Linked DNA regions of Homo sapiens: all the other regions are linked to region 2. Evidence: read pairs that join two places in POLR2A ChIA-PET (ENCODE). Cell type or tissue: PC-9. All regions are shown on one strand.

Region 1 (8,000 bases), 120 kb after region 2:
GAATTTCCTACGTAATTGTAACATTAGACTGTTTTATTATTTGTCCTGACATTTTGCAGAATCCAAGATTAATTAAAGAAATGGTTTCAAGAAGAGGGTGAATACTATAAAAATAGACTTACCTTCCTGAATTGAGGAATTCATCAGGAAAGCCTCAAGTGTGCAAATGAGCCATCCTTCCAGAGGGAAATTTCTTAGAATTATCCCACGATTTGAGCCAAAGCACTTCCGATAGAATTTTTAACCTCTAGTTGGTTCTGCTCCTTCCATTTTTACTAATTTTTAAGAAAATACTATGACTTATAATTGTATCTGGAATGATTATCAACTCCTTTTCATCCACTGACTTAAATTTGATTATAAATATGCTTTACATAAAGATCTAGACCTTATAATTTGAATTCAAGTGAATTGTTGTGACTAGCATGTAAATTATTATTATGGATTGTAAATCTTAACATAGGTAGTTCTGTGCCCTTAAATTGATAAACCAGTTATCTCTTGTAATCATGTGTACTAAGATATACGTAGTAAAGTGATTGTATCAGTTTTTATCATAAGCAGTCATAGTTCAGATAGTTCAGAAGTTTAGTGTCTGCTGTTTCTATTAGGAAAGTGCTTTTGCAATTCAGGGGCTTGCCTCTAGTTACTCATTTGTGTTTTCATTGATTGCCCACAGAAGAATGCAAAACACTGTGTCCTTGGTTATCTAATAAGGCAGTGATTTCAGATTGCCAGGTTTGGCCCATTAGTGGTCATAAATCAGTTCAGTGAGTCATGGACCAGTATATTTTTTCTAATTAATATATTGGAAGCCATTAGAGTGCCTGGCATGTTGTGAGCATAAATACCGCTTTATGACTGTTTTGTTCCATTATATGTATATAGGTCTTTGCTCACTATGTGAATGTATGTCTTACTTTGGACTACTATCAAATAAGTCTGAAATACACTTTAATAAAGTATGTTTGAATTAATTTACAACATACTATAATATTTGTATAAATTTTTTTTTGTTTATCTAAGAAAACATGGAAGATAGGTTAGAGGTGCACCTAAATGTTACGAAATGACTTCTGGAGTGTCATACAAGTTGAGTTCTGCAAGATATGTCTATCCTGGTGGTTCTCAGACTTTAGAGTACGTAGATAAAGTACTCTCCTTAGGATGCTTGTTAAAATGAAAGTCCAAACTGCTCTTGGAGAATGATTCAGTGGGTCTAGGATTAGGCTCAGGAGTCTGAAATTTTAATAAACAGCACAGGTGAATCTGAGGTAGGATTTACCAGCCACACTTATTCTCTAATAATTTAATTTGTTTGTCTTTGAGAAATGTAGCATAGTTGTGATATGAATTCTAGTCAGACAGCCTGGGCTTGACTCCAAGTTCCTTTGTTTATAAACCTTATTTTTGTTTCTTTATGAATGCCTTTTTTTTTTTTTTTTTTTGGAAATAGAGTCTTGCTCTGTTGCCCAGGCTGGAATGAAATGGCATCATCTCAGCACACTATAACCTCCACCTCCTGGGTTCAAGCAAAATTGTCCTGCCTCAGCCACCCGAGTAGCTACTACAGGCTTGCACTACTAGGCCCACATGATTTTTGTATTTTTAGTAGAGACAGGGTTTCACCATGTTGGCCAGGCTGGTCTTGAACTCCTGACCTCAAGTGATTTGCCCCCCTCAGCCTCCCAAAGTGCTGGGATTACAGGCATGAGCCACTATACCTGGCCTATGAATGCTTTTGTGTCTCAACAGTTAGCTTAAATTTTCACTGGTACAAAAAAAGCTTTAAAGTAATTAGACAACTTCTTTAGTTCAAGAACATTTGAGAAACAAGAGTAGGATGAAAACAGGCCTGAATTTATGTATGTTGAAGGAAACAAAAACCTTGTAGGATTAAAATTGGGGTTTGTATGGTATTTCCTGTTGCTATCTTTTTTTTCCTGCTTATCAAATTAATATATTCTTATTGTAGAAGTACAGAAAAGTATATAGACTTTGATTAACAGTTTCAAAATGCATTCCTTTTGCAGCTTCATGATTGTATCCAAAAAACCTTGAATGAATGGAGTTCCCAAATCAACCCAGATTTGGTCAGGGTAAGTGAAATGTGAATGCAAAAATCATGCAGGTCAAAAAGGAAGTAAAGTAAACAGGAAGTTAATTTCTTCAGTTTTGTGAGGGAAGTCAAATAGGCAATTAGCCATAAACTCTCTGTGGTTGATTTGCTGAGACGGCACTCTGATCCAGTAGGCTTATGCATAAAACAGAAAATCTAGACCGTAGGCAACTCTTTAACCAGACAAGATACTAGGATTCTCATGCTTAATTCTCACCATGGTTTCCTCACTATCAGTGTTTTATTTCAGTTTATATTTGGTCTAGGAGAGGAATGATTATCAATTGTGATTGGTAGATTGCTTTAGTAGACTCAACATCACTAGAAGTAATTTTTCAAATGTCAGTTTCTGATGAAACAATAAGGAACTGTGTTCCACTAAATGTCAGTATATGGCTACTATCATAAATGTTAATGTTCAAAACCCTAAAACACATTTTGAAATCCAACTCAGTCAAAGGCTCACAGCACATTACTTAGGCTACTTTAAAAGTATGGAAAAGGACATGTGCTGGAAATACTGGTTCCCCTGGGCATACTGCAACCATGTAACTCTATAGCTACTATATAGACATTGAGTTATGGTTTTTTTTAAATCAATCTCTGTTTCTCTGAAATGACTGTTTATTCTACTTATGCTTGACTTGTAAACACTTACTGAACCCCTGATACGTGCTGTGAAAGTGCTCAAGAATCATGGGAAAGCCTTTGCCGTTTACTTTGTATGATATTGTAAATGTAAGTTAATATGTATCTGATTTATATGTACTAATATTTTCTCATTATCCTTGTAAATTATTCATTAAAATACATTCAAATAGCCTTTGCTTTTTTCTGCTGCACTCAGGAAAAAAAAAGTTTTGGTTTACAATGCTTGTGATTACAGGCTGGGCGCAGTGGCTCACGCCTATAATCCCAGCACTTTGGGAGGCTAAAGCAGGTAGATCACCTGAGGTCAGGAGTTTGAGACCAGTCTGGCCAACATGGCGAAACCCCATGTCTACTAAAAATACAAAAAAAAAAAAAAAGCCAGGCGTGGTGGTACCCGCCTGTAATCCCAGCTACTCGGGAGGCTGAGGCAGGAGAATCACTTGAACCTGGGAGGCAGAGGTTGCAGTGAGCTGAGATCACACCACTGCACTCTAGCCTGAGCAAGAGAGTGAGACTCTGTCTCAAAAAAATAATAATAATAAAATTAAATAAATAAATAAATAAGAATAAAATGCTTGTGATTATAAAACTAAATATACTATTGTCATAAAATCAGCAATTATGCTCCTTAGTATCTACCCAAAGAAGCTAAGAACTTATTTCCACACACAGACCTATGCATGGATATTTATAGCAGCTCCATTCATAATTGCTAAAATTTGAAGCAACCAAGATGTTCTTCAGTAGGCGAGTGTATATATAAATTATGAATGCATATATAAACTATCCAGACAATATAATATTATTCAGTGCTTAAAAGAAATGAGCTATCAAGCCATGAAAAGACATAGAGGAAACTTGAATGCATATTTCTAAGTAAAAGAAGCCAATCTGAAAAAGCTACATAATGTATGATATCAACTATTTGATATTCTGGAAAAAACAAAACTATGTAGACTATAGTTTTGCTAGTCTAGTAAAAAAAACTAGTAAAAAGATCAGTTGTTGCCAGGGGTTAGCAGGGACGGAGGGATGAATAGGCAGAGCACAGGATTTGTATGTCAATGAAACTACTGCATATGATATTGTAATGGTGGATACATGTTATTATATGGTTTTCTAAATCCATAAACTATGCAGCACCAAGAGTAAACCCTAAGATAAACTGGACTTGGGTGATTATGACATGTCAATGTAGGTTCATCAAGTGTAACAAATGTATACCACTGTGGTGGGTATGTTGATAATGGGGGAGGCTGTGTGGATGTGAGTGTAGGGAGTGAATGAGAAATCTGTTCAATCTACCTTCTACTTGATATTCTTGTGAACCTAAAACTGCTCTAAAAAAAAAGTATATTTAAAAAAAAAAAAACAGGCTGGGCGCGGTGGCTCATGCCTGTAATCCCAGCACTTTGGGAGGCCGAGGTGGGCGGATCACAAGGTCAGGAGATCGAGACCATCCTGGCTAACACGGTGAAACCCTGTCTCTACTAAAAATACAAAAAATTAGTCAGGCGTGGCGGCGTGCACCTGTAGTCCCAGCTACTCGGGACACTGAGGCAGGAGGAATGGCGTGAACCCGGGAGGCAGAGCTTGCAGTGAGCCGAGATCGTGCCACTGCACTCCAGCCTGGGCGACAGAGCGAGACTCTGTCTCAAAACAAAACAAAACAAAACAAACAAACAAAAAAACCCAAAAACTAAATCCCCTTACAGGTTAAAGTTCAAATAACATTAAAATCCAAATAAATTAAAAAGTAAAAGAAAATGCTTGTAATTAATGTAGAACGTGTTTATTATGTCATCTAGAGTGGATATTATTTTCATTGGTTTCTTTTTAGAGTAAAATTATCTGCTGTGCTACTGTTTCTAACTCCTCACATATCCCTCCACTGCTTGTTTATTTTTAATTTTTTTGATCATGCTTCTTTCTAAATACCTGGTCAAAATGAGATACATTTTCCTAGAAAATAGATACACACACACAAACACACACACACACCCCACTTTACCTTTATTTCAGAGCTTTACAACCCTTGTGAAGCCCACCCAGACCTCAGGTAGAGAACTCTGTTGTCTTATAGGTTCTCTGATTCTAAAAGGCATTATGGATAATAGAAAATTTTATAATTAATCAGAAGCATTAAATTTTATATTTGTTTTAAATATTGTGTTTATTATAGGAGTTTCCAGATGTCTTGGAATGCACTGTATCTCATGCAGTAGAAAAGATAAATCCTGATGAAAGAGAAGAAATGAAAGTTTCTGGTAAAGTCCAGTCTTTTCTGTTTATTTTGTTACATAGCGGAAGCGATAGATTTTGTTAGGCATTAGAATAAGCCTTTCTTTGCTCAGACACTAAATGTGGGAAATACAGAAATTCTTTTTTAGCATAATTTTACTTAAACTCCAAGATGGAGTTATAAGAGGTCAGTGCTGGCTATTATATAAGAGTCAGAATAGAACTTCAACTTGCTGTTCTTCATGATGATGTCATCATGTCATGTAATTTATGTGTCAAACTTCAGAGCAGTAGAAAGATTAAGATGAAGGAGATGGAAAGGATAAAGGGAAGGCTTAGAAGCAGCATCCACCCAAAGCAAGCATAAGCACCCCCTTCCTGGTAAGATACTGGTAAGCAATGTGTGAGGTCACCTGGGAATATAAAAAGAAACCTGGGCAAGTTACATGAAGAGAAAGAAAATACTGTAACACCCATTCAGGAAATGTAGTAAGTGACAAATTCCAGAAACTGTACTATACTCAAGGAATACAAAAATGAAAAGATGCGCCATCTCTGCCCTCACCTTACAATTAGCATAGCATAGTCATTAAAAGCTTGAGCTTTGAAGTTTCGGGGTGTGCAGATTACAGGCTAGTATAATGTTGGGCTAACAAAGACTTTAACCTCCCTGAGTCTCAGTTTTCTCTTCTATAAAATGGGGATGTACCTGTTTCTCCGGCTTCTTTGTAAACTGGATGAAATAACAAAAGAAGCACTTAGCACAGTGTTTGCCTCAAAGTAAGTTCTAGGTAGCTATTATTTGCTACCATGTTGTTATTATTGTGGTTGTTGCTATTTTATTATTATTGAGATGGATAATAATAATAAATTACATGTAAGATGAGATAGGGTATTGTCTCTTTTTAATCTAATTATAGTAACTACCATTTATTGAGTCTTGCTTTGTGCCAGGCACTGTGCTTGGTACTTTATGGTTATATTTTCTCATTTAATTCTCAAGACAATCCTGCAAGTTAAGTCTGTTACTGCATTGCATTAGTGATACTAAATAACTTGAAGGTTGTCATACAACCAGTAAGTGGTTGAACCAGGAATCCACTCAGGTATGCCTAACTCCAAAACCCATTTTTTCCTGTTAATTTCACATTGCTGTTTGTGTTGGAAAGGACGTAAAGCAACATTCTTTCTGAGGTTGACTGTAATTCATGATTTAGTTCCATCTTGGGTCTCTTAGAAGTCCTCAGTTCCTAGAGGGCTTGAGATTTTTTTATAGGTATCAAAATTCTCCCCATATAAAGAGCTTTCCTCTTTCTACCTATCCAAAAAAGCCTCATCCTTCAGAGAGAAGAGGCCATTTCAGATGGCACAAATTCATGGACAGAGAAATAGTATTGGGGGGGGCTTTCATAGAGTTATAGGGGCTAAAGTTAGACCAAAATAGTAAATACTGACTCTCATCTAGTAGAGAAGCTAGGATGGCTGTTCAATAGGGAGTAATCTCAGGGAAGCAGTGTTTTTAGGGAGATCACCTAGCAGTAGGAAGGAAGGGACTCATATAAGAAACGTAGAAGAAAATGTGTTGCATATATCGAATGTCAGCACTTTATGTAAGGGTATTTCATTAGCCTTATTTTTCTCCATTTCCTCTTTTGATTTTTTTTGTTGCTCTTCTGCTACTCTACCTGTTTGTCTATTGAATACATTTATTTTTTTGAACAGTGAGTTTACATAAAGTAAATATGTACATATAAAGTTGAATTTGAATGAAACCAAAACCTCAATATTACAAATATAGAAAATGACTCAACTTTCCTAGTAACCAAAGAAATGACAATTAATGTGGTCTTGGGTAGGTATGCATTGTACCTACTAAGTTTTAAAAAAAAATTAATAATAGCATCCTATGTTGTTAGAAGAGCAATTGTTAATTGGTGGTGGTGTGGTAAACTGGCACACATCTTTTAAAATATAATAAGACTCACACAAAACGTCACATGCTTTGACTCATAATAACATTTCTAACAATTCATCCCTGGGAAATTATATAGTATAATGCTGAATAAAAAGTTACTAAGATGTTTGTTTTGGCATTATATATGCGAAAACAGAAAACTGGAACTAGTACTGGAACATTTACTAACCTAAATGTTCAATAAGTAGAACTCATTTAATAAATGACACTCTTCAAAATTTACAAAATAATATTCAACCATTAAAAAATGAGCATGTAAAATTGGCTGGGCGCAGTGGCTCACGCCTGTAATCCCAGCACTTTGGGAGGCGAGTCGGGTGGATCACTTGAGGCCAGGAGTTCGAGACCAGCCTGGACAACATGGCAAAACCCCGTCTCTACTAAAAATACAAAAATTAGCCAGGCATGGTGGCGCAGGCCTATAATCCCAGCTACTTGGGTGGCTGAGGCATGAGAATTGCTTGAACCCAGGAGGAGGTTGCAATGAACCAAGATGGCACCACTGGGCGACAGAGTGAGACTCTGTCTCAAAAAAAAAAAGTATGTAAAATTATACACTAAAAACATAGAATACGTTCAAGGCCACCCCTAAGTGGAAAAAAAGCCACAGAATACACAGAAATCTAAACAGTAATTTGGGTGATGAGACTGGCAATTCTTTTTGGTCTTTCTGCTTTTATAGGTCTTCGTTATTTCTACAGTAAGCACATGACTATTAGGATAAAAAAAATCTTGGCCTGGTGTGGTGCTGTAATCCTAGCACCTTGGGAAGATTGTTTGAGACCGGGAGTTCAAGAGCCCCTGGGCAACATATCGAGACCCTGTGTCTACAAAAAAATGAAAATTAGCCAGGTGTATTGGTACATGCCTGTAGTCCTAGCTACTTGGGAGGCTGAGGTGAAAGGAACACTTGAGCTCAGAAGGTTGATGCTGCAGTGAGCCGTGATCGCACCACTGCACTCCAGCCTGGATGAAAGTGAGACCCTGTCTCAAAAAAAAAAATTGTGGTGATTC
Region 2 (8,000 bases):
GCAGTCTTAAATTTTAACCCACGTATTATTAAAAGTTATATCAGAAGACCATAGAAGTTATTCAAAAATGCAGCCACATATTTTAACTAGTTAAAAGAGAGAGTAAAAATTTGGAGGGAGGTGGAGGAGTATAGGGGAAAAGGTAGAAGAAAAAGAGAAAATAAGTAAGTGGCAAAAAAGAGAAAGGAAAAAGATAGGGTGGGAAAGAGGCAGCGGGACAGTGTCTGAGTCCAGCACACGCCAGGGCGAGCCAGGTCAACTGCAGCTGTCATATTCTAACTGTGAATTATCATCTTTGATCACTGCCCTTTGAGATGCCAATGAACTTTTCAAGAAATATCTAGTTCTCTTGGCTCTCCAGCTGTTCTTATCAGCCCCATCCAGGATGGAACAGCTTTGGCAGCCCGTATCAGAACAAGCAGCTTGACAGGGGCATGCCATGCCAGGAGAGAGGATCCTAAGGAAGCGTGGTCCAGTCCGCACAGGCTCTGGGGCTTTAAGATAAAACCTCCTGTCTAACTTTAGTAGGACTTTCTGTTGCTTCACCTGCCAGAGCCCTGAACGAGGGATAAATTGACTTAATTAACTAGAACACACTGCAAATGGTGAAAGCATTTAGCAAAACAAAGAATGCCATCCAAGCCCCAAAATAAAAGCAGAATAAATAGAATGCAATAAACAGCAACCATCCCAAACTGAGTTCTCAGCAGCAAATCTCCAGTATGAAATTTTGGATTTTGTGCGTGTGTGCTTAAAGGTGGATGACAATGACAGTTCATGGGATTGAGCTCTGGGGTCCAGAGTTGGCATCTGTTCATTTCCCATTTTGTCATTTTACCCTTGATTGACTGAATGTCAGTGCCTTAACTTTGGGCTGTGGAGTGAGTCGGAACTCCCCCGAGGTGTGCAGGTGGTTGTTAGAGTCTCATTTTTGCAGGGTGGAAGACAGGAGGGCTGCAGCCTTCATTCCACACTGACATGGTCATTGCCGTGTGTTCTGGGTCCAGATCAGGCATATTGACCTGACATATGACCTGACAACAGGACCACTCAGAAAGTCCAGCATGCGGGATATGATTTGGAGAGCCAGTGGGGGAAATCATAGGTCCTTTCTCTGCATGTGTATTCAGGCAATGTCCCAGGGCTGGGCGGCTTCCGCATTGCTTGGATATCGGAAAATGCAAAAATGCCCCTGAAGACTGAGACTTCAGTCTTCAAAATGAATGTTTGGGAAAGAAAGTTAACGGCACTGCTGTACTTGTGGTATTCATTGCATTATTTTATTTTGGCTTTCAGCTTAAAGAGCAAATTCTGGGTCAATGAACAGAGGTAAGAAACTATTTTTATCAGAATTAAAATCTCAGATTGATTCATTGTTGAAATAATTGCACACTTTTAAAAGGCACACCTCACAGCCATGAGGAGGGGCTGTTCTGTAGGTGCTCAGGAAGTCACAAGACACGTCCTGAAGAATATGTGGCTAGGGACATCCCAGACTCAGAAGACACTCAGTGGTGCCTCTTCTTGGAGGACATAAGTGGGGGTGGCATTCCCTGATGTGGCGTTTCAGAGCATTCTCACCCAAAAAAAGCTTCTAAAACCTCCAAGTATATAACAGTTTATAATACTCCAACAAGAGGGCCTTGTAGCCTAAACCCGGGACACTCCTTGGCCCATTCCTTTTAAGCTTCAGGGAGTGTGGGCCAGCCCCAGACTCACCCCATTCCTGAGGCATCCTGGAGGTTGAAATATTTCCAGAGGTTTAGAACCTCACCAAGTGGGACTCTAGGAGCCTGCTGCCTCCCAGCCTCCCTCAGGAACTGCACCTCCAGAACAGGTGCGGGGCTGACATGTATGTGCTTTCCTGGGCAGATTCTAGACCGTACACATGAAATCTGGCTTTCAGGATTGCTCTCCAGAGGGACCTGTGGGGCCTCGGCTGAGACAGAGAGTAGGAGTGAGGCAGTGATTCAAGGCCCTGAGAAAGAGCTCCTCCTCTGCTTGGTATAACCAGCTAATTCATTCTGTTCTGTTGACTTTGGCTTCTGCCCTGCCTTTGAAGGGTTTGAGGCCAGGGAGTGATGCACTCAGACTGGTGTTTCCACACAGTCACTTCAGACTTCCAGGGCAGTACAGGAGATAGATCCCAGGGCCAGTGAAGAAGCAGAGCACAAGTCCAGGCAGGAGAGGCTAAGGGCCTCCCTGAACAGGTGTGAGGCACAGAAGCCCCGAGAGGTAGGGATGACAGGATGAAGATGGGTCCTGTGCTGCTAGAAGTACCTGCAAAGCACAGAGGTGGCACAGAAAAGGAGTCCTTGGCTGGGATGGGAGGAGATGACATGTGACATGTGAAAGAGGACCTGGAGTTGGCTCGATGCTCCCAAAAGGGAAAGGTGCCGAGGGGAGCTAGCAGCCATGCAAAGGCAGAGACATGCAGGCAGTCTGGGCCATGAGGAGCTCTGGAAGTGACTCGATATGTCCAGAATAGGCCACTCCAGGGAAGGGCTGAGGAAGGATGAAGTTGGAGAGGGGCACAGACCAGATGCAGAAGGGCCTCAGAGGCCAGGATGAGGGTTTGGACTCCTTCCTGGAGGCAGCAGCAGTGGGAAAAGAGTTAAAAGCTGGTTTGTAAAGTGGAGCCATGTTGCTCGCTGGTCCAGGCAATTCCCCCGAAAGTTCATGTTTCCCTACAAAACCCGAGAGAGCTACTAGTAGGCGTGAAGTTCGTGGCCCTGGTCTGAGGATTTCCTGTTTCCTTGTCAGGTATGGAGGAATTTCCATTGGAGGAAAGCTCCCAGTCGTCCCCATCACGGGGGAAGCACTTGTTGGGTTTTTAAGCGACCTTGGCCGGATCATGAATGTGAGCGGGGTATGTAAACAGACTGGAGATTTGAGTAGGATTTTTGACTTGCTTAACTACCATGAATGAGAAACTCTCATGAGTGATAACAGGAAAAAAAAATTAAAACCGTCTTGTTTGTTTGTTTACATGGTTTTTAGGGCCCTATCACTAGAGAGGCCTCTAAAGAAATACCTGATTTCCTTAAACATCTAGAAACTGAAGACAACATTAAGGTACTTGACCTATGTATAATCTGCTCTGGAGCTAAAAATTTACCTGAGCTGGTTATTTTATTTTTACTTTCCTACCTTCATTAAATTCCATCCCTCCTCCTGCTGAAATCTAGCAAGGAATGTCTTCCAGCTACCAAACCCTTCCTGCTTCTCAAATTTCCTTTCCTTCACTGATTTCTGCTTTAACTAGCTGTTAGTGCAGCGTCTCAGATGTCCTCTCCACCCTCTAGGTGTGGTTTAATAACAAAGGCTGGCATGCCCTGGTCAGCTTTCTCAATGTGGCCCACAACGCCATCTTACGGGCCAGCCTGCCTAAGGACAGGAGCCCCGAGGAGTATGGAATCACCGTCATTAGCCAACCCCTGAACCTGACCAAGGAGCAGCTCTCAGAGATTACAGTGTAAGCCACCACAGCCCCAGCCTCACCACTTTCTTGTCACCTTCTCCACTCTTTGAACATCCTGAGAGGATTCTCACCACCGCGAAGTGCTGATTTGGATGGTAATGCTGTTTAGTCAGGCACATATGAACATCCGACTTTCAAATAAGTGCCTCACACTTCACATACCAGACCTCTTGGTCATTCTTTCTCCCCAACATTTATGTGGCAAGTAAGTTTACATTTGGTTCCATTCCCTTTTGGCTTTTGATAGCAAGTTGCTCCTGGAGCTTATACAATTATTATCTTTGCTATGTGCAAAGCAGCTGCCAGGAACTGGCAAAGTTCAGTAAACCTTTCAGCTCCCTCGGAGTAATTATCTTAGATTCCAGGAATTTCCTCAGAAGAGCATACTTTGGAGATGTCGACAGAGCTTTGCTACCCTCAAGCTGAGGCTCTTCTTGCACAGTTTCAGCCAGTGGAGACAGTGGCCTTGTGCGTTTTGTAGTATGTTCACTCTATTTGAGGCCTACATGGAGGAGGGGTTGGTAGGAGCACCTTTGTTAGTGCAAACTTCAGCAACGTTGTGGGGTCCTGATTTTACTATCCTAGCACACGCTGAGTGCCAGTGAACATGCCCAGGGTCATCCACTAAAACCTGGGCCTTGGCTCCTTGGTGTCTTCCTCTGGACACCCTAGGGCCCTAGACTGTCCTCTGTTAATTCTCACTCAGCCACACTTTCGTGTGTCTCCTTCCAGTCATTTGTTCTAAGCTTACTACGTGTATGGATGATATGATCTGTAGTTTTATCAAGGTAGTGACTACCACATAGGATACCTTTGTGGAAATTAGTAAAAATGCTCTTTTCTGCAGGTGGACACTGTCCCATGCCAGGGGTTATGGCTTGTACATAAAGTTCAGGCTGGCTTTAGCCCCAACTTACCCCTCAGCCAGATGCCTTCTATTTGTCCGAGGAAAGAATAAATAGAGCCAAGTCCCTGTACAACTTGCCTGCCCTCTTTTCACTTAAATTTACATCATGAACATTTCCTTGTGTTACGATGTACTTCTTGAAAATGTGATTTAACAAGATGATTATTAACAAAAGATAAATCTCACAGACCGTATGTCTGTCAACATAGAAAATTCAAGAGACTCTATAGACAGATTATTAGAGCTAATGAGAGCATTGCAGTACATAAGATTAATATAAACATCTATTTCTATACACCATAAAAATAATTAGAGAATATAATAAAAAGAAAGGTTGTCTAGAAATATTCACATGAAATAGAAAGGCAACCCGCAAATACCCATTTAACCTTGGTCCATATGGATTAAGACAGTTTAGTGGAGTGACAGCTTCAAGGTAGAGAAGAGGAACCTGGAGGCCACACCTGGGCGGGTGTAAGGCCTTCCCAAAGCCTGACTTTGTATCTTCTCCTCCTTCTGCTCTTCCCTCTTCATCGCCCTCTCCCTGTGTCTCTGGCCCTGCTGCAGGCTGACCACTTCAGTGGATGCTGTGGTTGCCATCTGCGTGATTTTCTCCATGTCCTTCGTCCCAGCCAGCTTTGTCCTTTATTTGATCCAGGAGCGGGTGAACAAATCCAAGCACCTCCAGTTTATCAGTGGAGTGAGCCCCACCACCTACTGGGTGACCAACTTCCTCTGGGACATCGTAAGTGTCAGTTTACAGCGCCTCCCTCCCCTCCGTGGGCCCAAGGTGGAGCTTGTGTGTGCTCTGAAGGACCAGACCAAGAGGGGAGGGGTTCTCACGGTGCCAGGGCTGCTGAAAGGCACTGGGCCAAGGGCCTTGTGTATCTGCTGTCCCTTGACATCTTCTCAGAAAGGCACAGAACTAGGAGCCCGAAGCTAGGAAAGGCTGTGGGGTGCAGCTTAACAACTGGTGAACGGGGGCTCTCTATGTCCTGCACTGAGGGGTCTTCTGACCCATCAAATAATCACTGCACCGCAGGCATGAGTCTGGCCTTCCTGGCATCAGTCTGGCGCTGAGAAGGTAATATGAAGGGGTCTTTCACCCCAAGTCCCCTTCTCAAATCCTGCCCCACCTTCAAAAGGGTAAAGGTAAAACTTTCCCTGTGGTAGGGTCACCAGATAAATACAGGACACCCAGTTAAATTTAATTTCAGATGATGAATAATTTTTAGTATAAGCATATGCTACTTCAAATATTGCACAGGACATATCTACACTAAAAAAAAAAAAAAAAAAAAAAAAAACCTGGTTGTTTATCTGAAACTCAAATTTCACTAGGCATCCTAGATTTTTATTTGCCAAATCTGGCAACCCCAGCCAGTGGCCAAAATAATAAGACCTTCACTTATTAGATTAACCACCGCTACAGGGAAAAATGAAGAAAAAATATTTATTAAATCAATAGCACACTACCACCTTCCTGACAACCAAGGTTGGTGGGGGTAGGGAGGGGTCAGGATAGCGTACCCTATTACAGGCTGCAGGGTCAAAGGAATTGGTAGTAAAGGCCTAGTTATAATGTAACAGGGATCATTATGACATCAACCCCAATTTATTCTAGGTGTCTTGAGTAGTAAAATCTCAACATTTTAAGACCAACATGAGCCTCCATTTCATGTGATGATAAGATATACCAACTGATGGAGACCAACACAAATGACCTTCTCATCCATGGTTTTTTAAAATGATGGTGAATATTGGAATTCCTGAAGATATGATTTCTATCTTACTCAGCTTAGTAAGCAGCTATCACTTAACAATACAAAACCAGAGATTATCAGTAGCAACTAAATTATTTCCTCTCTCTTCTGTCTACACGAGGAAACACTCATAAATGCACGGGGAGGAGGTCAGAACCTGAAAGCCTTTCTTTGGATAAGAGCATCAACTGCAGGTACCACATTGGCCCTGTGATGCTAATATAAAAGGAGCTAGGCCCACCGGTACCGAAAAGTTACTTAGAAAAGTGCGGAGGCTTTTAATTTTACTTTTTTTAAAAGATAAGAAATAGAATTTACACACTTGGGGCTGGCCCACGTGTTTCTGTGTGTGTGTATGTGTGCACGCACGCGCGTGTGCGCTTACAGGGATCTCTGAGCCTATGGAGAGAGATGTAGCTAGGATAGAGTGGACATCTGAGGTGGGAGGTGATACTAGCTGGCAGTCCAATGAAGGGGTAGAAGATGGTAGGCATCATGTTAGCAGGCTTTCTGATGCTCCAGAATTTTAAAGCTGGCCTGGAATCTCACCTCCGCGATCCATCATTTTGGAACTTAGGACCACCATTAGCCAGTGGCAAAAAAAAAGTTGAATGAAGGAACAAACAATTATTGCTTATGTAATTCACTTAGCACATATATGATGTTTTAAATTCTTATATGTGTCATCTATTTTTCTTTACTTTAAAATTTTGCAACAGTTACAGACTTATGGAAAAGTCACAAGTACAGTTGAAACCTTTTTTTCTTAGTCATTTGAAAGTAACTTCTCAGCAAGATGCCCCTTCTCATTTATTTCTCTCTTCCTGTCTCTCTCTCTCACACCCCTCAGCACGTCCGATGTATACTTCCTACAAACGAGGATACACCCCATACAACCACAACACAAACTGTCAACATGAGGAAACCAGCACTGATGTGTCATCACCACCTAATCCTCACACCCCACTCCTCTTTCGCCCATTGCCCCAGTGATGTCTTTCAGAAAAAAGGATCTAGCTCAGAATCATGCATGACATTTGATTGTGCTGTTTCTTTAGTCTCGTTCAGCCTGGAAGAGTTCCACAGTCTTTTGTTAACACTCATGGTCTTGACACTTTGAGGACTGCAGGCTGGTTATTTTGCAGAATGTCCCTTGGTCTGAGCTTGTCTGAGGTTTCCTCTTGCCCAGGTTGAGGGTGTGCATCTTGGCAGCAGTATCAGCAAACAGATGCTGTGTTCTCACTGCATCCTATCAGGTGGCTTCTGATTTCAATTTGCTCTGTTACTGATGATGTTCAATTCGGTCACTTAAGAAGGTGTCTGCTGAGCTTCTTCACTGTAAAATTACTCTTTTCCCCTTTATAATAAATACAAATTTCAGGTAGAGGCACTTCAAAGATATATAAATATCCTATTCATTATACAATTTTCCATTTATTCATCCATTTATTTATCTCTGTATGCAGTCATGGTTCATGTGTTAATCAATGGACTATGATCCAAGACTATCATTATTTATTTTGATATTCACATTATCCCCACTGTGGTCAGTGGGGGGCCGTTGAAGCTGGCTTCTGTATCGTCTTGACTTGGGTCCTCATGCCCCTGGACCTCCTCCATGCTCAATGGCACAGCAAGATATTCCAGGCTCATCCTTCCATTATCCCCATTCCTACCCTCTCCCCAAGAAGCCCTGGTTCCTGCCAGTGGGAAGTGGCCCTCAGAAGCCAAGGTCTGAGTGCTAGATATGTTCATTGCCTCTGGAGCACCATTGGTCCCAGGCCTTCTCAGTGATAGAACTAGGGAAGATATGGATGTACACACACAGGTATGCACACACCTCTATCTA
Region 3 (8,000 bases), 1.2 Mb after region 2:
TCTCAGCACTTTGGGAGGCTGAGGCAGTTGGATCACTTGAGCTCAGGAGTTCTAGACCAGCCTGGGCAACATGGTGAAACCCTGTCTCTACCAAACAAACAAACAACAACAACAACAAAAACCCAAAAAATAAAAAAACCCAAACAAATGAAAAATAAAAGTTAGCTGGGCATGGTAGCATGTGCCTGTAGTCTCAGATACTTGGGGGCTGAGATGGGAGGATTGCTTGAATCCAGGAGGTTGAGGCTGCAGTGAGCTCTGATCTCATTCCACCTTGGGCAACACAGTCAGATCCTGTCTCAATAAAATAAAATAAATTTGTAATAACCTTTCTTCATACTCCCTTTCTCCTTCACTCATACCATCTCATATCATATATATTATATATGTATTTATTAATGTGTTCAACTTATTTTTTCGACTAAGTCAAATCAAGATTATTTTTCTATTTTATTTTTCTTTTCCAAGATGATCTAAATTCCCAGAAGGTATCATTTTCTTTTTTCATGTATATTTTGTTCATAGATATATTTTTAATGTATATTTTGTGGAAAAATATACATAACCTGAAGTTTGCTGATTTAACCATATTTAGGTGTATAATTCGGTGGCATTAAGTATATTTACAGTATTGATAACCACCATCACTACTTAGTTGCAAAACTCTTTTATTGCCCCACCAGAAACTGTCCATTAAGCACTAACTCCTCATTCCCTGTTCCCCCAGACCTTAGTAATCACCATTTTACTTTCTCTCTTTATGAATTTGACTACTCTAGATACCTCATATAAGTGGAAGAATATAATATTTGTCCTTTCACGATGGATTTATTTCACTTACCATAATGTTTTCAAGGCTCATTCATGTTATAGCATGTAGCAGAACTTCATTCCTCTGTATGCCTGAATAATATATTTAATTGTATCACATTTTCTTTTTTTTTTCTTTTGAGACTGAGTCTAGCTTTGTCACCCAGGCAGGAGTGCAGTGGTGCGATCTTGGCTTACTGCAATCTCCGCCTCCAGGGTTTAAGCGATTCTCCTGCCTCAGCCTCTTGAGTAGCTGGGATTACAGGTGCCTGCCACCACGCCTGGCTAATTTTTTTGTATTTTTAGTAGAGACAGGGTTTCACTGTGTTGGCCAGGCTGGTCTCGAACTCCTGACCTCAGTGTGTCACTTTTTCTTTATCCATTTATTTTTTGATAGACATTTGGATTGTTTCCCCCTTTTGGCTATTGTAAATAGTGCTGCTATGAATATTGGTGAAGAAGTATCTATTTGAGCTCCTGTTTTAAATTCTTTCAGCTTGGAGTGGAATTACTGAATCATATGGTAATTCTATTTTTAACTTGAGGAACTGCCAAACTGTTTTCCACAGTGGCTGTATCAGTTTACATTCCCACCAGCAATGCACAAGGGTTTACATTTCTCCACATCTCACCAACATTTGTAATTTTCTGCTTTTTTCATAACAGCGTTCTAGTAAGTGTGAAGTGGTGTATCATTTGGTTTTGATTTGCTTGTCCCTAATCACTAATAACGCGGTGCATCTTTTCACGTGCTCATTGCATATCTTCTTTGGAGAAATGTTCAAGTTCTTTGCTACCCCCTACCCTTTTTAAATTTGAGACAGGGTCTCACTCTGTTGCCTAGGCTAGAATGCAATGGTGCATTCACAGTTTCTATGTAATAGGAATTTAGCAGCAGCTTGCTGACTGGTTCTGACTTTTGGTTTTTCATGAGATTCAGTCTGATGTGAGCTGGTACTGAAGTAATCTGAAGGCTTGACTGGGGCTGAAAGATTTGCTTTTGAGGTGGCTCATTGGCATGGCTGTCAAGTTGGTCCTGAATGTTGATGGGAGGCCTTAGTTCTTTTCCTTCACAGAGCTGTTCACACATGGTGGCTGGCTTCCCCTAAAGCATGCAATTTAAGAAAACAAGGCAAAAAGTGCAATAACCTAGTCTCAAAGGTTATAATTGGTCACTTTTTTTTTTTTTTCTTGAGACAGAGTCTCGCTCTGTCGCCCAGGCTGGAGTTCAGTGGCGTGACCTCGGTTCACTGCAAGCTCCACCTCCCAGGTGCAAGCAATTATCCTGTCTCATCCTCCCTAGTAGCTGGAACTACAGGGGCACACCACTATGCCCGGCTGATTTTTGTGTTTTTAGTAGAGATGGGGTTTCACCATATTGGTCAGGCTGGTCTGGAACTCCTGACCTCAGGTGATCCACCTGCCTTGGCCTCCCAAAGTCCTGGGATTACAGGCATGAGCCACTACACCCAGCCATAATTGGTCACTTTTGCCATATTTTATTGGTCACACAGACAAGCCTTATTCGATGTAGGAGGGATTACACATGGATACATAAATGAATACCAGGCAAAGAGGATCACTGGGGGTCAAAAGCAAGGATCACTCAGGGTCAAATCAGAATGGCTACCACCTGTACATATTTCCAGTGCCTAGAACAATGCCTGGTACAATATGTTAAAAAAAAGTTTGATAAGTACATGAGTCCTTCCTTCTTTCCTTTTTCCCTTCCTCCTTCTCTCCTTCCTTTGAAGGTTATGGGGGTGGTCACAGCATTAAAGAAAGATTAGAACAGCAAAGGCTTAGGAAAGGCAGGATTACTGGAACCGGGGATTTTAATATCCTCAGGATATTCTCCATCTCATTTAGCTTCTCTGAGTATAGCCAGGATCTCCTTAGAGTTTCATCCTTAGAGCTTTATAATGAGAGGGCACAGGGCTTTTACTTTTCCAGCTCTGGTTTGAAAAACCCCAGGGCAGGATTCTCCCAGGCATAACCCCTTGAATCAATCAGTATGATCAGGGAGTTAAGGTAATGTGACTGGCTTTGTTTGAGTCAGGCATCTATACCTGTTAATGGAAAAAGATGGAAGGGGGTATTGACAATAAAAATAGTACAACTCAGCCATGCTAGGTACTCCCCTTTCTCTATGTTCCCACCATTATATCTTGGTACAACAGAACATATAATGTTATTGTTCATTTACTTGTTCATATGTTTGTCTTCTATACTAGACTACACATTCTTACACTAGAATGTGAACACAGGTACCACATTTTTGTAGCTCCAAATGATATAGGTTTTGTAGTCAAGAGAGACTCATGGTTGCATTTTTGCTTTTTCCTTCTACTAACAATGTGACTTTGGACCAGGCATAGCTTCCCTGTCTTTTAAATGGGCCAAATAATAGTTGTGTCATGTGGAAGCACATAACATTATTTCTGACATGCTGTAGGAGCTGAAAATGTTAGTTACTGTCCTTCCTCTTAGGAAAGTAGCTGACATAGTTGAATAATTTTAATATATTTGTGAATAAATGAAGGAGTAAATAAATTCAGCATTCTTGGCGACTGGCTTGGGGATTCACTTGTAAATGGGGATAACAATAGGATTATGATAAAGATTAAGTGAGATGATAGATGAAAAGCGCTTCCACAGTGCCCAGCTATGGTAAGTGCTTTAAAAGCATAAGCCATCAGCAACTTGGGGGTGTTCACCTACAGTCCCAGCCATTCAGGAGGCTGAGGCAGGAGGGTCACTGGAGCCTAGGAGTTCAAGGCCAGCCTGAGAAACATAGCGAGACCCTGTCTTTAAAAAATGAAACAAAATGGGAGCCATCATGAGAGAGGTAATCCTTTAAAACCAATATATCAGATCTCCTAGAAAAGAATTGGAGAAGTGGCTTTCTCTCTATTTAGGTACCTCTCACAAGCTATATCACTTGCTTCTGTACTGCATAGTAAACTCTCAATAGCCTCTGAGTAACAAACTGCAATATCCATTAATAGAACACAACATAGCCTGCAGAATTCCAAAACCTCAGGTAAAGAATGAGAAAAAAAAAAAAAAAGACAAAGAGGAAAGTTCTACCAAATTAATAATTTTGTCTAGTGTCAGAAAACACCTAATTATAGAAGTTTCTAGCCAATGCCTCAGCGTCGGCACTCAAACACAATAACAATTGTAACGTCATTCTGAGATAAGTCATAGAAGGAAGGAAGGAGGGACAGAAGAAGGAAGATGGAAGAGGGAAGGAAGGAAGGAAGGGAGGGAGGAAGGGGAGAAAAGAAGGAAAGAAGGAATGAAAAACCAAAATCAATTAGCATACCTAAGACAAAAAGGCTTTGGTTTCAGCATTCCTAATCCTCCACATTCCCAGCTCCCTACTACCTAACAAGTGTATAAGGTGGAACTGAAAGGGTGTTAAATGGGTGGATCCCAGTGGCAATGTCTTTGTTAACACTGCCTATGAGTCAGCTATAAATTCAATTCAAATCCCCAGTCTCTCTGTCTTCTCTGCTTATCATGGTTACCAACAAAATGACTGCTGCCTTTAGAAACCCTAGTGGGAAACAGGTAAATGTGTAAAACGATGTTTGATTTTATATTAAAACTTATAAAAATGTAATTGCTGTAACAGAAAGTAATTTGTTATTGAGTTAGGATTTGTATATTTCGCTTAATCTTCAAAACACAGGAACAGCTTGTTAACATTTCTTCAGTTTTATTTTAAGACTGTTATCTCATTGTACTGCAGCCATTCGAGTGATGAACAAAATTTATGAAGTGTTAGGTTTAATTCCATACCTGCAAGAAAGGTATTTTAGTAATTGGCTTTTTGTAATTCAACACTTGCCGCAATTCTCTCCTAGCTGTAATTGGCTGCTGTTTACGTTTCTTTGAATATACACATTCACAGAGGAGACCTAGCATGTCTGTATGGGCTTCACATTTCTCATATGGAGAAGAAGAAAATGACTGGTTACCATAGCATTTGTTCACAAACTCTATTTGGTGACAGTGTTGATGGTTGCATGGCCTCTCAATGATTTCAGAAGTGTTGCCTCCCGTCGTGTTTGGGAACACAGTTCATAATAAAAGCTACATAAATTTTTCTGTAAAGTATCATGTTCCTAAAATAGTTTCCTCACCTCATCCTTTTTTTTTTTTTGGTGGAGGTGGGAGAAACTGCTAATTAACATTAGCTAATGTTTGTACCTGGCTTTAATTAGACAATTTCACACGAAATCAAAACACATCTCACGTCGCATCTATGATTGGGACTCTTATTTTTATTTGCTTGATGAAGAGACTGAAGCTTACAGAGGTTAAAAGCCAGACTATTAGCAGGTGTCAAAATCAGGATTCTTCTAATTCAGTCTTTTTTATTTGTCTTTTTGTTTTTGCACATTGGTGTTTTGTGGCTTTGGAAAATAGCAATTACAATAGCTATTATTTTTGAATATTTGTTATACACATGGCATATATTATTCCACTTAACTGTCACTTCAGTGCTTAAGTAGATATTATTATCTCCAGTTTATGAATGAGAAGATTGGAGCTTGAAGAGCTCAAAGGGGTTGATCACGTTTTTGGCAAGAACACTTGAAATTTTAGGTCACAGTCTAGTCACTTGCATGAATGTAGAAGTTACTAGTTCCTAGATAATTGGATAGTTTAAGTGGAGTTACTACCTCTAGTTCCACCAAATTTTCTCTTGCTTTAAAACAAGTATTTTGCAAAGTCAAGAAATGAATGAATTTCTCCTTTTGGTGGGTAGGCTAGAAACTGGCACACTATTGATGTCCCATTCTGGTGACTCAATTTCGAAAGTTTTTTGGGCTGACAGTGTTAATGTGTAGTATCACATATAGAAATGATGTCTGAGCTGTAGATCCAGAGAGCTTGTTCTTTCCCATAGTCATGGCAGATCTAGTCTCCACCTGTGCACAAGTATCAAGAGATAAACAGAATTGTGTGTCTCTTAATAATGTTCTTTCCTAAGATGATGTCAGAGTCTTCTAAAGAATGCATACGGTGGAGGTAAAGTGGTAAAGTGGTGAGGTTAAAGCTATTCTTTCCTTTTTTTTTTTTTTGAGACAGGATCTTGCTCTGTTGCCCAGGGTGCAGTGCAGTGCATTGGCGTGATGTCAGCTCACTGCAACCTCCACCTCCTGGGCTCAAGTGATCTTCCCACCTTAGCCTCCCTAGTTGCTGGGACTACAGGTGCACGCCACCATGCCCTGCTAAGTTAAAGCTATTCTTATAACTCCAGTGCATGGAGGCCATAGCTTTTTATTTGAGTACCTTTCAGATTCATATTGTAGAAAGTAATGAGCCTAGTAATGAATAGCTGTCACTATTTCATTGTGAGCCTTCATTTAAAAAAAAAAACCAAAAAAAAAAACCAGTTTTGAACATTAGTAGGAGTTGAAATGGAGTGTTATGTCTCCTTTTTCTTTAATAGTGCTACCAATAGGACTTTCTGATGAGTGGAAATGTTCTATATTTGTGCTGTCAGACAGTAGCCACTAGCCACATGTGCTATTATTGAGCACTTGAACTATGTGAGTGTGACTATGAAACTGAACTTTTAAGTTTATTTATTTTTGAGACAGGGCCCCACTCTGGCACACAGGCTGGAGTGCAGGGGTGTGATCTTAACTCACTGCAACCTCCACCTCTTGGGCTCAAGTGACCCTCCCACTTCAGTCTCCAGAATAGCTACAGTTGTGCCAACATACCTAGCTAATTTTTTTATTTTTATTTTTGTACAGATAGGGTCTGACTATGTTGCTCAGGCTGGCCTCAAACTCTTGGCCTCAAGTGATCCTCCTGTCTTGGCCTCCCAAAGTGCTGGGATTACAGGCATGAGCCACCATGCCTGGCTTAATTTAAGTTTAAATGTAAATAGTCACATGTTGCTAGTATCTCTAGTGGTTGCTGTATTGGACAGTGCAAACCTAGAATGTAACTGAGATGGTCTAGTTCTCTAAAAAGCTCCCAGGGTGAGGGAGGAATATTGTTCACAGTGGGTTTGACTTCTCTGGTGAGTTCCTTCTTTGTACCTTGGGTTGTTTTTTGCCTTTCAGAGGACTGTCTCCCTTGCATTTCCTTTCTGTGAACAATGGAGCTAACATGACTGACTTAAACACCTTTGGCAGTTTAGAGCACGGTGTTCCAGGGTTTAACCCTTGCCAAGTTTAGAGGGGTTCCCCTCCCAGACAGTGACCCAAATCAATGCTAAGGCTGTACAGTATCAGAACATAGAAAACTTTGAATTGCTCACTGAATTTACCGCAAATAAAACTATCTGAAGGCCAGGCGCGGTGGTTCATGCCTGTAATCTCAGCACTTTGGGAGGCTGAGGTGGGCGGATCACAAGGTCAGGAGATTGAGACCGTCCTGGCTAACATGGTGAAACCCCGTTTCTACTAAAAATACAAAAAATTAGCCAGGTGTGGTGGCAGGCGCCTGTAGTCCCAGCTGCTCGGGAGGCTGAGGCAGGAGAATGGCGTGAACCCAGGAGGCAGAGCTTGCAGTGAGTCAAGATCTTGCCACTGCACTCCAGCCTGGGCGACGGAGCGAGAAAAAAAAAAGAAGAAGAAGCTGAGGCAGGAGGATGGCTTGAATTCAGGAGTCCAAGTCCAGCCTGAGCAACATAGTGAGACCCAGTCTTTTAAATTAATAAAATAAAATGAAACCACAAACCTCAAACAAACAAAAAGACAAAACAGGATTTCAATCATTGTGAAGCTCTCGATCTAGTAGATGAGTAATGTATATAAACCAAAATATTACAATTTCAGAGAAGTGCTACAGGGCCTAATGTTTAACCACTTCTGGCATTCAACTGACTGTGTTAAAAACTCTGCCACCACTTTCCAGGGGTATAAATTGAGGTAAGTTATTTGGTATTTATTAAATTTCAGCTTCTTCATATGCAAGGGGGTTATGATAATAATACCTACCCCATGAGGACAATATGAGGATTAAACGAAATAGTGTATGTATACAGCCTTAGCCAATACCCATACATGTTGAGTGCTCAACCAGGTGTTAGCTATTAGATTTTAAAATTTTATTTAATTTTTATGGGGTTTTTTTTGTTGTTGTTGTTGCTGTTGAGACAGAGTCTTGCTCTGTTGCCCAGGCTGGAGAGCAGTGGCGCGATCTCGGCTCACTGCAAG

What was found. ChIA-PET counts read pairs that join two places held together with the same protein. Peaks named below come from ENCODE experiments on the same cell type or tissue, not always from the same donor. Only the 100,000 strongest peaks of a DNase experiment are listed, where the experiment ranks them.
Region 1: POLR2A ChIA-PET joins it to region 2 with 7 read pairs; 5 of 35 experiments call an interaction of 5 or more read pairs at or near these places.
Region 3: POLR2A ChIA-PET joins it to region 2 with 7 read pairs; 2 of 35 experiments call an interaction of 5 or more read pairs at or near these places.

Annotation. Positions count from the first base shown.
Region 1 is chr1:93,898,622-93,906,621 of GRCh38, reverse strand. It overlaps GCLM (glutamate-cysteine ligase modifier subunit), which reads left to right. Exons shown (of 7, transcript NM_002061.4): 2 at 2,034-2,099; 3 at 4,953-5,037. Among named protein-coding and RNA genes, the nearest start is that of GCLM, 6.8 kb to the left of the region's middle. In PC-9, no CTCF peak of the experiment used is centred here; a DNase peak (open chromatin) is centred at 671; H3K4me3 peaks cover 2,855 bases; H3K27ac peaks cover 4,704 bases.
Region 2 is chr1:94,016,715-94,024,714 of GRCh38, reverse strand. It overlaps ABCA4 (ATP binding cassette subfamily A member 4), which reads left to right. Exons shown (of 50, transcript NM_000350.3): 32 at 1,297-1,329; 33 at 2,764-2,869; 34 at 3,001-3,075; 35 at 3,306-3,475; 36 at 4,956-5,133. Among named protein-coding and RNA genes, the nearest start is that of ABCA4, 100 kb to the left of the region's middle. RefSeq lists an enhancer at 2,770-3,969. In PC-9, CTCF peaks have their summits at 3,270 and 3,474; DNase peaks (open chromatin) are centred at 2,014, 3,314 and 3,644; H3K4me3 peaks cover 2,132 bases; H3K27ac peaks cover 4,664 bases.
Region 3 is chr1:92,788,730-92,796,729 of GRCh38, reverse strand. It overlaps a transcript of EVI5 not described here. Among named protein-coding and RNA genes, the nearest start is that of EVI5, 7.6 kb to the right of the region's middle. In PC-9, no CTCF peak of the experiment used is centred here; no DNase peak of the experiment used is centred here.